Linked DNA regions of Homo sapiens: regions 1 and 3 are each linked to region 2. The links are chromatin contacts, found by Hi-C in ENCODE. All regions are on one chromosome and are shown on one strand. The core of a region is the stretch at or near the end of the contact, and the rest is flanking DNA. Distances in the headings are between cores, read along the strand shown. Region 1 holds the start of ZEB1 (zinc finger E-box binding homeobox 1). Region 2 holds the start of CCDC7 (coiled-coil domain containing 7). Region 3 holds the start of ZNF438 (zinc finger protein 438).

The links. A loop is a pair of places that touch in the nucleus more often than their neighbours do. Pooled maps may share reads with other maps.
Region 1: a map of B cell shows a loop between it and region 2 (15-fold over the local background). The contact joins the promoter of ZEB1 here to the promoter of CCDC7 in region 2. A Hi-C loop is called at or near these places in 3 of 168 maps with a recorded cell type or tissue (B cell, CD8-positive, alpha-beta T cell and naive thymus-derived CD4-positive, alpha-beta T cell) and 11 of 50 pooled maps.
Region 3: a map of CD4-positive, alpha-beta T cell shows a loop between it and region 2 (10-fold over the local background). The contact joins the promoter of ZNF438 here to the promoter of CCDC7 in region 2. A Hi-C loop is called at or near these places in 3 of 168 maps with a recorded cell type or tissue (B cell, CD4-positive, alpha-beta T cell and naive thymus-derived CD4-positive, alpha-beta T cell), 1 of 37 single-sample maps with no recorded cell type and 8 of 50 pooled maps.

The regions. Positions count from the first base shown.
Region 1 is chr10:31,317,831-31,321,056 of GRCh38, forward strand. ZEB1 (zinc finger E-box binding homeobox 1) reads left to right here and starts at 1,386. Exons shown (of 9, transcript NM_001174096.2): 1 at 1,386-1,462. The coding sequence starts at 1,405. ZEB1-AS1 (ZEB1 antisense RNA 1) reads right to left here and starts at 1,265. Exons shown (of 3, transcript NR_148979.1): 1 at 1,066-1,265. RefSeq lists silencers at 581-640, 1,381-1,830, 1,871-1,960.
Region 2 is chr10:32,444,568-32,447,593 of GRCh38, forward strand. CCDC7 (coiled-coil domain containing 7) reads left to right here and starts at 1,573. Exons shown (of 44, transcript NM_001395015.1): 1 at 1,573-1,830. It overlaps LOC101929431 (a long non-coding RNA gene), which reads right to left and starts at 1,489. Exons shown (of 3, transcript NR_120660.1): 1 at 1,046-1,489. RefSeq lists an enhancer at 1,124-1,443 and a silencer at 1,514-1,743.
Region 3 is chr10:31,030,297-31,033,305 of GRCh38, forward strand. It overlaps ZNF438 (zinc finger protein 438), which reads right to left and starts at 1,569. Exons shown (of 7, transcript NM_001143768.2): 1 at 1,537-1,569. LOC105376481 (a long non-coding RNA gene) reads left to right here and starts at 2,212. Exons shown (of 3, transcript XR_001747410.3): 1 at 2,212-3,009. RefSeq lists a silencer at 1,231-1,790.

The sequences.
Region 1 (3,226 bases), core at 136-2,635, 1.1 Mb before region 2:
CACCTACTATGTGTCATTGTGCTAGGTGATGTACTACGTTATTTCCAATACTCCGGTCACGTTTCAGTTTTCTCAATTTCTCTATCAATAACTGCTACATTGTTAATTTATAACTATATTACTTGAAATACAGCTCAGCTTATTTATTCCATAAAGTTGGTCCCAAAGACGTTTCCTTATTCGAAGGAGGTGGGAAGCAGGAAGGAAACCTAAATCTAAATTCTACTTAATACTGAAGACGACTTTCTTGATATTTGTGGTTATCTGTATGGTCTTTTCAGAAATCCCAAAACTTGTACCAAGTCAAGGATAAAATAAGATAAAATCAGCAATCTATCAGGTTCAGAGATCACATCTGTCAGCCGATGCTTCTTGCCTTAAGGTCCTGCACGGCGATGACCGCTCATTTAGGAAGGAATTCATGGCCTGTGGATACCTTAGCTCTGAGTCCTGCCACCTAGGATCCCACGGTTCTACGCGAGGAAGAGGGCGGGGAGCGCGGACCGGGTGTGGGAGGCCGAGGTGACAGCAGGTGAGGGCCGGGTGCGGATGGGGAAGTGAGACAAGCACCGTGTGGGTATTACTCATTCCGCTCTACTAAGGAGGCTGCTGGCAAGCGGAACTTCTAGCCTCTCTTTCAATCCAGCTGAAGTTCAATCTCATTGAAGTCACTTCCCATCCCGGTTCGCTTGGGGGGAAACCAGGCGTCCCTGGAAGGGAAGGGAAGGGAGTCCGGGCTGCGCGGGTCAGGTAGCCTCTCTCCGGTCGCCGCGTGTCCTCGCCGTCCCCAAACCTGCCCTTCCCCTCATCAAGGGAACTCCCCGGGGAGTCCAGACCGCGATCCCTTTCCTTGGCCCCGGGGTGCGGGGGGCGGACACGCGAGGCGTGGGACTGATGGTAGCCCTGCCTCCAGGAAGCAGGCAGGCGGGGACCTCTGGGCGCTCGGAGGGGCAGCTCCGAGGGCACAGGGTACAGGGAGAATCAGCCAGATCCCTCCCTGCCCCGGGCAGCCGCGGCGGGTGTGGCCAGCGCGGAGGCAGGACGCCGCCGAGCCTCCAACTTTACCTTTCCAACTCCGACAGCCCGTCGCCTTTCTGACCGCGTCCCTACGGTTTCCCGGCATCCGCCTCCCTCTCCCCACCACACCTGAGGAAAACTTTTCCCTCGCCCCTCAATTCAAATTCAGCAGTGCCCACGGTTGCCGCAAACCGCCCGGTCCCTAGCAACAAGGTTCCGGCCGTAGAGCGAGAGCCTCTAGGTGTAAGGAAGGTGATGTCGTAAAGCCGGGAGTGTCGTAAACCAGGTGCGGTGGGGAGGGGGGAGGGGTGGAGGCGGAGGGGTGGGGGGGAAGGGGGAGGGAGGGGGAGGAGGTGACTCGAGCATTTAGACACAAGCGAGAGGATCATGGCGGATGGCCCCAGGTGTAAGCGCAGAAAGCAGGCGAACCCGCGGCGCAATAACGGTGAGTGGCGGAGGGGACCGGGGAGCGGCGGAGTCAGGGGGAGCTGGGCAGCCGGGGCGCCCCCGGGGGTGAGGGGGGCGAGCCGGGCTGGGGGCAGCCGGGGCAGGGACGGCAAAGTGGAGTGGGAAAGTAGAAAGTAGTGCTCTCTGCCCCCCTCCGCTGCCGCCGCTGCCGGAGCCGCGCCGCGGCCGCTCGCTCTCCCTGAACCGTTATGTCTCTTACCTGGTCTCTCTCCGCCTAGCGGCTCCCGCCGCCCCTGCCGCCTCCCTGGACCGTTAGCCGGCGCCGACGCCGCCGCATCCCCGGCGCAGGGCGGGCGGCCGGGACGCACTGGCCACTTTTCTGGTCCCGGGTGGAGCGGCTGTTGCTTCTTTCCGCACTTTTCCCCACTCTTGTGCCCTTCGGCGCCTCCCTCTCCCCCTCCTCCTGGCCCCCTCAGCGCGATTCTCCCTCAGCGCCCAGGCCCCCGGGAGCCGCGGAACAAACTTGTGCCCGGCGCTGACCGTGCAAAGTGGCTTCCGCGCGCCGCGGCCCCGGCCGGCGCCGTCGCTGTCGCTCGGGCCCCGCGACTCGGGCCGGGCTGTGGGCGCGCGGCAGGCGGGCTGCGGCGGCGGCGGGACGGGGCGGCCGCGGGTTGCGTGGGGTTTGTGCGCGCGTGTGCGCGGGCGCCGGCTGTGCGCGCCGCGGGCGGACAGGGTTCGGCCGGCGGCGGTAAAGTTGGGACCCGCGGGCCGGGCGCGCTCGCGTAACGGGGATTAGAGGCGCGGGGGCGCGGGTCCCTAAGCGCCCCTCCTCCCTGGCGCCTCCCGCTGCCCGGCCCAGAGCCCCGGCCTGGGGACTCCGCGGCGAGCCCCGCGAGTGGGGTCCACGTTTGGCGGGGCGCGGCGGGGCGGCGCGGGGAACAAGGCAGGAAAGGTACCCACTTAACGCCGCCGGGAGCCGCGCGGATGGGGGCGAGCTGGGCGGCGGGTGTGTTTGCGGAGTTGTTACCTGGGCTTAGAGACCGGGAAGCACCACAGACAGATCCCCCTCCCGGGGCAGACGAGGTCTCTGCGCCGGGATGGGCCGGTGTGCGTGCGCCTCGCGCTTTTCTCTTTCGGTTTTTGGGGAAGTTGTTACCTGGGCCGGACGCACGGAGCGCTGAAGCCGGATAATGGGGCTTGGATGGCGCTCTGGGTCTCGGGTGGAAGGAGGGTGGGGGAGGGGGCGGACGGACCGACGGACGCGCGGGGCTGCTACTTGCACCGCAGCTGCAGTGTTTATTGATTTGTGCTGCTGTGCCAAGGGAAACACACACCCCTCTGCCTGGCGTGAGAGTTAAAAAAAAAGAGAGACAGCCCGAGGGATCGAGACCTGAACATGTGGTGGTGGTTGCACAGTCGCCTTTTCCAGTTTGGAGAGACGTTGTAAGTTGATTGTATTTCTGGTTATCTCGGGGCGATGCTATGCTTTCTCTCCCTCTCGTGCAGCAGCGAAATGTCTGCTGATTGTTATTGTCTGGACAGTTCCTGTGGCGAGAGGGGCGAGACTTGTCCGCCCGGGGGCGGCGGGAGCGCAGGGAGAGCAGCCCCCGCCTGCGCCGCCCCGGTACCTGTTTGTATAATAATGGGCGGCAACGGCCCTGCCGCCGGCCGCAGCCCAGGCTATATAAGGAATTACACGTACATTTCGGACCGAGGGGCTCGCTTTGGTTCCTGCGTTATTTTTAAAACGACTTTTAAGAGAGGGGCAATAAATGCGTCTATAATGGGACCGCTGCAGCGT
Region 2 (3,026 bases), core at 323-2,822:
AAATAACTGAAATTGGCTTTGTCAAATCTAAGGTCTTCTTTAATCTCTCCTGACTTTTAGTTCTATCTTTCCTATCCCTTTCATTTACAACGGTTTTGGGAGATTTGGAATTTAGCAATTCAATTCTTTCTAAACTACTTTCTTAATTTTATTGCCAACTTTAAAAAATAAAAAATTGTTGGTGGAAAGCTTAATAAATCTGATCATTTATATGTACATTTTCTTTGTTACTGACATAAAACACACATACTGAAAAGTGCATAAATAAGCATATGCCTTCATGTTTTTTTTTTTTTTTCTTTTTTAGATGGAGTCTCGCTCTGTTGCCCAGGCTGGAGCGCAATGGCACAATCTCGGCTCACTGCAACCTCCACCTCCTGGGTTCAAGTGATTCTCCTGCCTCAGCCTCCTAAGTAGCTGGGATTACAGGCACCCGCCATCACGCCCGGCTAATTTTTGTATTTTTAGTAGAGATGGGGTTTCACCATGTTGGCCAGGCTAGTCTCGAACTCCTGACCTCGAGTGATGCACTGCCTCAGGCTCCCAAAGTGCTGGGATTACAGGTGCGAGCCACCACGCCCAGCCTGCCTTCATGAATTTTTGAACACACCCAGAAAGAGCAGAAGACAGAACATTTCTGGTACACCAGAAGATGTGTTGTTTTCCCTTTCCAGGCAACCCCAATGGTAACTCCTAGTGGTGTGATGGAGCTAGCCTACACCAGCTCTTGGGAGCTGATAAATTTTCAGGAATCTCTTGTGAGGCATTCAGATTTTACTGGAAAATTAGAAATAATTAGATATAATGAATTTTCAGAGTTTTAGAAAATAGTTGAAATCTACTAAGTCAAATCTAAGGTCTCCTTTAAACCTCCTGGTTTTTAGTTTTAGTTCCATCTTTCCTATTCCTTTCATTTACACACAGGCATTATTAACAGTTAAATTGTATCAATTAATATTTTAAAATATTAAAAACATTTTACTTCGTTCAACTTAAAGACAAAATTAATATATTTCTTGAGGTCAAATTATCTAAAAAACTCTACCTTGTAAAATTGCATCTTAAAGCAGTGCGTGGAAACTGATGGCAAGAAACCACTTAAGTGTCACAACTCTGCTTCAAGTTAATTCCTAGTCCATTTGATTTTGTTTTGCTTTTAAGATCACGAAGCTGGTGTACACTTCCGTGCGAGCTTAGAGTGGTAATGAACTCCACAATACACTGAAAAGAGCTTGAGGAGACAGCAGATGAAGGACTGGGGCTCTGGTTTTGTAGCTGAAGCCCAGGTTCTCAAAGGTCCTACCAGGCCTGTACTTTATTTCTCCTCCGCGGGCCTCTAGGCCAAATGCCTGGATGAATCTGCGCTCAGGGGGCGTCCTGGAATTACACTTGGGAGAGAATAAGAAAGGAGGAGGCCGATGTGCCCATGGACATTATTAACCTTCCGGCAAATCCCCACAGCCGCCAAACTGCGTCTCCTCTTCCGCTCTCGGCGCGCAGCTCACGCTCGCAGCGTCAGCGACGCCGGCGGCGCCAAGGCGTCGTGGCGTCGGGCGCCTGGGACGTGGCTTCAACGGCCCCATCCGGCGCCGGCGGCGGGTGCCCGGCGGTCTTTGCTGCCGCCCGGGGGCGCAGAGGCCGGGCCTTTTCTTTCAGCACAAACGTCAGTTTGTAAAAGGGAGGTGCTGGAGTCTGAGGAGTTTTCAGGCTTCCGTCTCGAAGGAAGTCTGGCAGGCTCGGAATTGTCATCTTCCTCAGGCAAATAGTTTTTCACCTTAGAGCCAGCAAGGCCAAACCGCCCAGTCACCCGACTTCCCACAGTCTCAGCAGGTACACAGGGCGGGGAGCCTCGGGAGCGGCTCCCTTAGCAGGACCTGAGGGTTTCGGGAGAGTCCTGGCTTTGCACTTAGTTTTCCCGCTGCCTGGCTGCCTCCGTGGCGGTTGTGCTGCTTTTTATGCAGGATGTAGGATCGAAGGCAAATCATCCTTTCCCTACGTCCCCTGCCAACCCCTGCCGCTCTCCTCTATTTTGTACACTTTATCATTAAAGGATTTGAAATGAATGTAAGTTAATCCTTGAAGGATGAAACCAGAAAACATTTGTCGTGGTGGCGGAAAGGGACGGATGCACTTGGGCGAAGTAATGCTGACATCCACTTCCTAGCATTGTTAGGAGGGATAAATGAATTAAATATGTAAAGTCCTTAAATATTTGCTTGCTAATACGAGTATTCATTGCGTGTGACTATTTTTGTATTTATGTGAACTTCATCGGAGCATTTGTCAGGTTCTTTTTTTTTGCACCAAGTGAGCGTTGCCTGCCTGCCTGCCTGCCTGCCTCCCTCCCTCCCTCCCTTCCTTCCTTCCCCTCTTCCCTTCCTCCCTCCCTCCCTCCCTCCCTCCCTCCCTCACACTTTTTTGGGGAGAGAGGACACAATGCAATCCATAACAGCATATACACTTGTTCTTTTTTCCATCGAACTTTCCTCTTGACCATGTTTTCTTCTAGTAATACTGTATTTCTTTACTCCCTTTTATAGTAAAATTTCTCTACAGTGCTTATATTCAATTCATTGTTCCTACTTCCTCTCTTTTGAACGGTAAGTCAGATATTTACCTCGATCATTCTACTGAAATTGTTGCCGTTCTTCAGGTTACAAATGACCTACCTCCATGTTGCCAAATCCAGTGTCAGCTTAGTCTTCATTTTACTTGACTCAGCATTTGACGTAGTTCATCACTCGGTCCTTGGTGATATTTTCTTTTCCTTGCTTTCTATGTATATATAACCTTTTGGTTTTACTTATTGGCTCATTGGCCACTCTTCTTACGTCCTGTTTCCTGGTCCTGATGGTTTTGATGGAATTTTTGATGTTTGCTTGGACCTGAAGGTTTTGATGGAGTTTCTTTGGCAATGTAATTTATTCAGAATTCTTTTGAGGCTTTTCAATTTTGTAAATTTAATCTTGGTTTCTGCATCATTTTGCTTGTATCATTAATTTTTACTGAAAGCATCGTGTCACAAT
Region 3 (3,009 bases), core at 319-2,818, 1.4 Mb before region 2:
CTACCTGAAATTACATTATGCACGTATTGTTCGTTGTCTATTTCCCACTGCAATATGAGCCCTGCTAGGTTGGAGGCTGTCTTCTTTGCTGCTCTATTTCCAGAGATTTCTGACTCACATCTCATCCAGGCTAGGGGACCAATGCGAATCTCCTAATAACAATAGCACACTTAGCCTTTCATTTGCACTCTCGTGATCTCATTTGATCCTGGAAAAACCAACAAACAGATAAACCATCGGCTCTCATTTTAGATAAGAAAAACAAAGTTCCAAGTTTGCGTGACTTGTCCTTGGACACGAAGCTAGTTAACGAATAGAACAAAAATTAGAAGCCCTGCTTTCTGATTCAAAGGCTCTTCCTACCTGGATGAAAAGATATCACACTCCTGAAATGAATTTACAGAAATGTGAACTCTCGAGCTCCTGTATAAATACACCCTGAAGTGTGCACAGTATTCTTCCCTTCAAAGTTCCTGAAGACTACTAGTCCCGGAGTTTGAGAGGCATTATAGTCTAGTAATAACTAATCGATAATGTAGTACCCCTTGACCAAAATATTCAAGCAGTCAGATACGATGATTGGATATTCCAAATCGATACAGCAATCCTTAAAACTCAGTGAGTCTGTGTTGTCTATAATGTGCTAGTTCCAGCACACTGAAAGCTTCCTCTGCAAAACCCAGACAACGGGGGCATTGTAATTGCCAAGAGTACCGTGCTAACGATACCTGTTATTTCTTGGGATCCCCATTCTATCAAGTTTAGTGACAACAGTTCGATCACCCAACAGGCTCCAGTGTGGTATAGAATCAGATGGAGGGAAGGTTGTCGGGGGGAGGCAAAACAGTGAAAAAGTTCCCCTTCTACAAGATTCCTGGTCAAATAGCCAGTGGCTACCACATTCCTCAGAATAACCAAGTGTCTGTGTATAAGCTTTCTCCTAGCAAATTTACACACTTGTGTTATCTCACGTGTTCCTAGTGCTGTGGGAACAACCATTAGGGAGGCCAGAGGCTGCTGTACCTCCCTTTTACACAAAAAAGAAAACTGAGGCAGCAACTGGTTATCTTATAAATGTGTCCACGATGACTTGGTCACTTGTGGGATCCCAACGGCCAGGACATAGGATTCCTATTCTCTGAGAGGAAGCTTCCATCCCCTACTTAACATGTCAAACTCCAAGGCTGAGAGGGGGAAGAAAAGGAATCTAAGTCCCTTTATCACGGAAGAAAAAAAGGGACTCTCCATTTGGACTTTCCGCCCCTTCTAAGGCCTCGCTCCCAGGCTCGGAGACGCGCCCCGCCCCAGGGGAAAAGGTGCTGGCCCGGCCCCACGGGGCGCGGCCTCGCCTCCCGCACCCCAGGTCCCTACCGCCCAGCAGGGCGCGCTGCCACTCTGAGCAGACACCTGTCCCTTCGCCACAATCGGCGACTCCCCAAGGAACTGACGCCCCCAGAGCCACCACCACCGCCGGGACTGCCAGCTGCCAGCGGGCCCCGCAAGCCCTAGGAGCTGCAGGAATCCTCGTAAACTTACAGTTTTCCTACAGCGTGCGCGTCACAGCGGGGTGACGTCACGGGCCCAGCAGTCGGGGAGGTCAAGCCACGGGGCGCGGGCCGCTGGGCCCCCAGGCTCCGCCCTCGCCCCGCCCCGGCGCCGCGGCGGGAGACACGCCCCCGAGCTCCACGCCCTCGAGCTCCACGCACCTCCCCGTAGCAGACACCCCGCGCAGGCGCAGACGGCCTCTGCGCCCGCATGCCTGTGGGCTTCGCCGACCGGGGCGCCTGCGGCGGCGACTGCTCTACCAAAGCCTCACTCAAAGCCTGAAGTCGGGGTTAGAGGAGGAGGAGGGGCCGACAAAAGGGGACGGAGACCTTCAGAAATACTGTAAACAAGCTGTCGCCCTGGGGGCTGGAGTAAGACGCCTGGGTTGTGAGGTAGTTTTTCCACAGACATTGCCCGCCTTCCTCACGTGTTCGTTAAAAGTTCTCCACGTGTGGAAACAGCCATTTGCTCTCCATCAGGTGCTGGCGGGTCCTCAGCCCTGAAAAGACAGCTCTCCCAGGGTCCCTCGCTCCTCCCCGGCTCGACGCGGCTCCCGCTAGACTCCGCCCAGACCCCGAGCAGTCCCCGCCCATCTCTTGACTATGCCCCTCCCACGCCCACTTAGGCCTTGCCCCTGGGTCCCGCCCTTCCGGCTCCCGCCCCTGGCTCCCGGCTCCCGCGGGCCCCCACCTGCCCTTCTTGCCCTGGCGCCGCCTCCAGCCCAGCCCGTTTCTTGCAGATTTTAGCTTCTCCCTTGCCTGCCGCCTTTCCCGTTTCGGCTCGGTGAAGCTACCTATGGGTTGCTGTTCATTTAACAAACGGTGATCCGGATAAACATGTTCACTTCTTCGCCTGGGCAAACTTTCCAGCCCCCGACCCACTCATGTCACGATACCTTCCCGTGTCCAAGTCCGGCTCTCTGCTCCCCACTTTTTTTTTTTTTTTTTTTTGAGACAGAGTGTTTCTCTGTCTCCCAGGCTGGAGTGCAGTGGCGCGATCTCAACTCACAGTACCCCCTGCCTCCCGGGTTCAAACGATTTTCTTGCCTCAGCCTCCTGAGTAGCTGGGATTACAGGCGCGCGCCACCACAGCCGGCTAATTTTTATGTTTTAGTAGAGACAGGGTTTCACCATGTTGGCCAGGATGGTCTCCATCTCTTGACCTCGTGATCCGCCCGCCTCGGCCTCTCAAGGTGCTGGGATTACAGGTGTGAGCCGCCGCGCCCGGCCTCTTTGCTCTTTTATACTCTCAGAAGCAATGAGTTCTGGTTAAAAAAAAGGGCTCGATAGACGGAAAAAATGAAGGCTTAAAGAACTGACAACAAAATATTAACATTTGGCTTGTGGAATTCTTACACTCTCGTAAGCAGAAAAAACAAATGTTATGGCAAAAAAGTGTCTCAGACAAATCCGTCTTGGGGGGAAAAAAATTAAAAGAATGAGAAAAACAGACTTCGGAATAAAT